Linked DNA regions of Homo sapiens: region 1 is linked to region 2. Evidence: chromatin contacts called from ENCODE Hi-C or POLR2A ChIA-PET data. All regions are on one chromosome and are shown on one strand. Each heading gives the region's core, a stretch centred on a gene start or an enhancer-like site at or near the end of the contact. The rest is flanking DNA. Distances are from core to core; before and after follow the strand shown. Region 1 overlaps AKAP13 (A-kinase anchoring protein 13). Region 2 overlaps AKAP13 (A-kinase anchoring protein 13).

Region 1 (3,057 bases), core at 105-2,604, 240 kb after region 2:
AAAACATTCTAAATGATAAATTTTTCCACTTTGGCATATTATGCCCCCAATTTAAGAGCTATTTATGGTAAGAAAAGTTAAATTATATTTCTGTTATTACTCAGTAGAACCTATAAGTTTAAAACAAACCCCATCACATAGTTGCTAGTAAAAGACTTTGGATTTTGAAGACAAAAGAAAAAAAATGCCCTCACTACCATGAGGAAAGCATTACCATTCAGGTATCTAAATAGAAGTAGAATATGCTTCTAAATCATCCTTTTATCTTTCTGTACCTAATATAAACGTGGCAGATGCATGATTGTCCTGTAGGAGCTATTTCAACCTAGAATTGGAGTAGCAGAGCTACTAATTTGACTGTGTCCTTTTATAGCTTCTTAATTTTGAAAAAAAGAAATAAGGAGGGAAGGAAGAGAAAAGAGTGAGAGAGAGATTTAAAAGACTGGTTGCTGGGGTGAAAAGGAAGTGGTTCTTTTTGTTTTTTGGTTTTTTTGTTTTTTTTTTTTCAATATTGGTGAATAAATTCTCTTTTTCAGAATGTGAGAACTTCCTGGATGTTGGACTGGGCAGAGAGTGTACCTCAAAACAAGGTGTACTTAAAAGAGAATCTGGGAGTGATTCTGACCTCTTTCACTCACCCAGTGATGACATGGACAGCATCATCTTCCCAAAGGTACTGTGTGGACCTTCCTTTCATTTTTGTCACACGGCTTTTGTGTTCCTATTTGGGCTTCCCAAACTCTTTTCCAACTTTTTCCCCCTCTTGTGCTCTCCTGTTTCCCTAAATATGTAACTCCTGCTAGTAAGTTGTGATCCAGCTAGCCTTGTAGGGCCTCACTCACTCTGAGAGGCATGTAAATGTTCTTTGGAGAAGGAAGCGCCAGATTACCAGGGTTTAGAAAAAGGCACTGGGCTGGGCATGGTGGCTCACGCCTGTAATCCCAACACTTTGGGAGGCTGAGGTGGGCGGACCCCTTGAGGTCAGGAGTTCGAGACCAGCCTGGCCAACATGGTGAAACCCCATCTCTACTAAAAATATAAAAATTAGCTGGACGTGCTCACTTGAACCCAGGAGGTGGAGGTTGCAGTGAGTCAAGTTCGCGCCACTAAACTCTAGCCTGGGTGGCAGAGCGAGACTCTGTCTCCAAAAACAAAAAAAAGGGAAAGAAAAAAGCATTGGCCAAAGTTATTTAATGTGAAATTGTGGCCAGTTAAATACAGATTTTGAAGCTCACTTGGGAGTCAGAAGAAATGGAAGTTCCTTTAGAATTAATTAAGTCAGATGACAGTGAACACTTCTCAGTGGGCAGCAAGGACCGCAGCTCAGACTATATGATGTCATATTTATAAACCAGCTGTAGAGTCATTTCTGGTTAATGTGTTTAGGCCTGAAGCTTCCTGCTGAGTGTGGTCATATCACTCATCCTCATCTAGCCTGCCTAATTGGAACTTTCTAGATCTCTGCAATAGAGCCCTTCCACATGAATCAGCTCACATTTGCATATAATTGGAGGCTGCCTAAGGGAGGTGGGGAATGGGGGTAGTTTGCTTTCTTTTGCTTATATTTGTTTCTAGTGGCAGCAAGTTCTGTTTTGCTCACCTGAGAAGAATAGAGGGCTTTCCCCACAGCAGAGATGGCAAATGCTACTCAATTATATGCCACAAGTGGTTTTCTTAATGGTAAGGAGGTGAAGAGGCGGAAACACTGTTGCATCTACCAACACGGTTCCTTCTAGTTTTATAATGAGCTCGGAGAAGTGGTGAGAGCAGTTGTGTTAGTGGGTGATTAGGTTGTCCAAGATGGTGAATGATGCTGTGTAGAAGTTACAAGAATAGGCCGGGTGTGGTGGCTCATGCATGTAATCCCAGCACTTTGGGAGGCCAAGGCGGGTAGATCACTTGAGGTCAGGAGTTCGAGACCAGCCTGGAAATGGTGAAAACCCGTCTCTACTAAAAATACAAAAAAATTAGCTGGGCATGGTGGCGCGTGCCTGTAACCTCAGCTACTCTGGAGGCTGAAGCAGGAGAATTGCTTGAACCCAGGAGGTGAAGGCTGAAGTGAGCTGAGATCACACCACTGCACTGCAGCCTGGGCAACAGGAGTGAAACTCCATCTCAAAAGTAAAAATAAAATAAAATAGAAGTTACAAGAAAAGAGACCTAAAGATTTGGGAATCAGGAGCATATCAGTGCCTCTGTGAATGTACCCTGTGTGCCTTCCTTTCATTTTTGGCCTTCCCTGACTTTTTTTTTTTTGAACTCATTGTCTTCCCAAGGTCTTTGGAAAGACTTATTTAATATGATGCAAACTTAAGGATTTCTATCATTGTCACTCATAGTGACTTGACAAAAAATTCTATGAAGTAAAAACTCCACATTTAGGACCGGGCGCAATGGCTCACGCCTGTAATCCCAGTACTTTGGGAGGCTGAGGCGGGCTGATCATGAGGTCAGGAGATCGAGACCATCCTGGCTAACACGGTGAAACCCCATCTCTACTAAAAATAGTGGTGGCGGGCACCTGTAGTCCCAGCTACTCGGGAGGCTGAGGCAGGAGAATGGCGTGAACCCGGGAGGCGGAGCTTGCAGTGAGCCGAGATTGTGCCACTGCACTCCAGCCTGGGCGACAGAGCGAGACTCCATCTCAAAAAAACAAAAAACAAAACAAAAAAAACTCCACATTTAGAAGATCTGCCTTTCTCTTTACTTAGGAAAAGAGAAATCAATAGTTTTATGTTATTTTATTTTTTTTTTAATAATATCAGAATTTAGGTAATTTCCACTGCGACTTTCGAGGTTTTAATTGTAAGGAATTCTGTTCCCCGCAAGGGGAATACCATTCTGAAGATATGTGTCGCTAAAAACATACTGAGATAAACAGATTAGATAGTATCTCTAAGTTCCAGCTTTAAAATGGGATCATTGATAATCATTGAAACTAGGTCATGGATATACAGAGATTTGTTAAACATTTATATATGTTTGAAAATTTTAACGTAAAAAGTTTTTTAAAAATGGAAGTGTCTTTGTTAAGAAATACTTCCTTGCAACCTCCTA
Region 2 (3,300 bases), core at 389-2,888:
TTTTGTGTTAGGAGAACATAGACACTTTGAGAGAAAAATGCATAATAAAAGCTAATTTGATGGTTTCTAGGGGTAGTTCTATTTTGAAATTCCTTTCAGCAGACAATATGAGACAGCATATTATGGGCTAGGCCCTGAAAGAACCAAGGGAGAGTAAAGCACAGTCCTAGGCCACAAAGAGTATGTCTCTGGAGGATAAGATCTCTGGATTTTTTGTCCTACTTACAAAACAGAAATAATATATTTTATGCTAGTTACAAGTAGTATAAGCTCATTGAAGAAATATTTAAGCAGAAGGAATGTGCACCAGCCACTAGGAATGCAAAGATAATTGGGGTATAGTGAGAGATATGGAAATTTGTTGTGTAACAATGTTAGAGTACCAACTTTGTGGTATACAGGCTTCTAAGGAACACAGATGAGGGATGAGGGATGGGACGGGTGTGCTGGGTCTTTTTTTTTTTTTTTGGGACGGAGTCTTGCTCTGTCACCCAGGCTGGAATGCAGTGGTGCGATCTGGGCTCACTGCAACCTCCGCCTCCTGGGTTCAAGAGATTCTCCTGTTTCAGCTTCCCGAGTGGCTGAGACTACAGGCATGCGCTGCCATGCCTGGCTAATTTTTTTAAAATTTTTTTTATTTTTAGTAGAGACAGGGTTTCACCATGTTGGCCAGGCTGTTCTTCAACTCCTGACCTCAGGTGATCTGTCTGCCTTGGCCTCCCAAAGTGCTGGGATTATAGGCATGAGCCATCGTGCCCGGCCTGTGCTGGGTCTTAAAGCATGAGTAGGAATTTGCCAGGCCTGGGTTGAGGAGAGAAAGAATGGAATGATGGTTCTGCTGTGATACACTGTGTGCAAAGAAACAGACGTCAAAGAGCTTGGTGTGTTTGAACTCAGTGAGCAGTGAGGTGTAGAATTATTTCGTGTGGATAGGGTGTGGTCACCGAATTAGGTTAGAAAGTCAAAATGGGGTGGGTGGAAGCGTCTTTTAGTTTGTCCTCTTGAAGCAAAAGGGAGGATAGTCTGGTTTTGTTTTGGATACCTCATTCTGTGAGCAGTAGAGGATAGTGGCTTGGCAGAGGGAGAAGGGAGCATTGCCTCTCAGACAAGTTAGAGGAGGCCATTACCATAGTTTTGGACAGATTGTGAGGGCTTGAATGCAGTGAGGTTGGAAGGGAGCCAGCAGATCTAATGGACATTTTGAAAGTTGAATGGATGAAACTTGTTGAGTAGATGGTGGGAATTAGGAGGTGGTAGTTGTCCAGAATAACTGGGAATTTCTAGCACAGGCTGCTGGGTGAATGAGAGTGCACTGAGGGGCATGATTCATTCTGGCATGGGAGAGGAGTTGGCTTCCTGGAAGTGGTAATGTTTACATTTGGCTTAGATTACCTCATTCAAAGTGGTTCTTGATTTTGCCCACAATCTATTTTAGAGTCCATTTATTCATCTAGAAAGTACCAACTGCTTACTGCATGCCAGTAATTGATATTTTAAGAATATTAAAAAATGTTAATTGTGGTAAACACACATACCATAAAATTTACCATCTTAACCATTTACCGTCTTAATCATTTTTAAGTGCAGAGGCAGTGGCATTTAGCTCTTTCACATTGTCGTGCAGTCATCACCACTGTCCATTTCCATGACTCTTTTCATGTTGCGGAACGGAAATTTTGTACCCATGAAACAATAACTTTCTATTTCTCTCTCCTCCGTGTCCCTGGCAAATACTTTTCTACTTCCTGTTTCTATGGATTTGACTATTCTGGGTACTATATGTAAATGATACCACACAGTCTGCGTTCTTGTGACTGGCTTACTTCACTTAGCACAATGTCATTAGAATTCATCCATGTGGTAGCATGTGTCAGAATGTATTTCCTTTTTAAGGCAGAATAATATTCCATTGTATGTATATACCACATTTTGTTTATCCATTCATCCACCAATGGACACTAGAGTTGTTTCCACATATGGGTTATTGTGAATAATGTTGCTTTGACCATGGGTGTACAGACATCTTTCGAAGTCCCTGCTTTCAGTTCTTTGGCGTATGTACCCAGAGGTGGACTTGCTGGATCATATGGTAATTCTATTTTTAATTTTTTGAGGAGCTGCCATACTGTTTTCCATAGTGGCTGTACCATTTTACATTTCTAACAGCAGTGCACAAGTGTTCCAGTTTCTCTGTACCCTCACCAACACTTGTTATTTTCTGTTTTTGTGACAGTAGTCATCTTATAGTGTGTGAAGTGATATCTCATTGTGGTTTTGATTTGCATTTTTCTAGTAGTTAGTGATGTGAGCATCTTTTTATGTGGTTATTGGCTATTTGTATATCTTTTTTGGAGAAATATTTGTTCAAATCCTTTGCCTGTTTTTCATTTTTATTTTATTTTAATTTAATTATTTTTTTGAGATGGAGTTTCACTCGTCGCCTAGCCTGGAGTGCATAGGCACGATCTCTGCTCACTGGAACCTCTGCCTCCCAGGTTCAAGCGATTCTCCTGCCTCAGCCTCCTGAGTAGCTGGGATGAAAGAGTGCACCACCACACCCAGCTAATTTTTTGTATTTTTAGTGGAGACAGGGTTTCATCATGTTGTCTAGGCTGGTCTCGAACTCTTGACCTCAGGTGATCTGCCTGCCTCGGCCTCCCAAAGTGCTGGGATTACAGGTATGAGCCACCCTATCAGGTCCATTACCCTTTTTTTAAATTGGTTGTAGGAATTATTTATGTATTCTAAATATTAATCTCTTATTAAATAAGAGTTGCTAGAATTTTCTCCCATTCTGTGGGTTGCCTTTTCACTCTGTTGATTATATTCTTTGATGCAGCTAGTAGTAGTTTTTTTTTTTTTTTTTTGAGACAGAGTCTCGCTTTGTCTGTCGCCCAGGCTGGAGTGCAGCGGTGCGATCTCGGCTCACTGCAAGCTCCGCCTCCTGGGTACACGCCATTCTCCTGCGTCAGCCTCCCGAGTAGCTGGGACTGCAGGCGCCCACCACCACACCCTGCTAATTTTCTTGTATTTTTAGTAGAGACGGGGTTTCACCGTGTTAGCCAGGATGGTCTCTATATCCTGACCTCATGATCCGTCCGCCTCGGCCTCCCAAAGTGCTGGGATTACAGGCGTGAGACACCGCGCCTGGCCTGATGCAGCTAGTAGTTTTTTAATGAACCTTAAATTATAAGGGAGGTTGTTGCTTTTATAGTAACTTTACTGAGCTCAAATGAAGAAATTAGTTTCCTCCATTTTCCTTTAGAGGAGTATGATATAATTTTATAATTTGAAAAAGGG

Evidence for each region. A loop is a pair of places that touch in the nucleus more often than their neighbours do. ChIA-PET counts read pairs that join two places held with the same protein, here RNA polymerase II (POLR2A). Pooled maps may share reads with other maps.
Region 1: a pooled map shows a loop between it and region 2 (5-fold over the local background). The contact joins two enhancer-like sites. A Hi-C loop is called at or near these places in 7 of 50 pooled maps. POLR2A ChIA-PET finds 5 or more read pairs at or near these places in 3 of 52 experiments (WTC11, activated CD4-positive, alpha-beta T cell and activated naive CD4-positive, alpha-beta T cell).

Annotation. Positions count from the first base shown.
Region 1 is chr15:85,645,282-85,648,338 of GRCh38, forward strand. It overlaps AKAP13 (A-kinase anchoring protein 13), which reads left to right. Exons shown (of 37, transcript NM_007200.5): 10 at 537-673. Among named protein-coding and RNA genes, the nearest start is that of LINC02883, 110 kb to the right of the region's middle. Within about 2 kb of position 1,355, at least 4 of the 41 ENCODE cell types and tissues checked have a DNase peak (open chromatin) inside an H3K27ac peak, as active enhancers do.
Region 2 is chr15:85,406,778-85,410,077 of GRCh38, forward strand. All of the region lies in intron 1 of AKAP13 (A-kinase anchoring protein 13), which reads left to right. Among named protein-coding and RNA genes, the nearest start is that of AKAP13, 28 kb to the left of the region's middle. Within about 2 kb of position 1,639, at least 15 of the 41 ENCODE cell types and tissues checked have a DNase peak (open chromatin) inside an H3K27ac peak, as active enhancers do.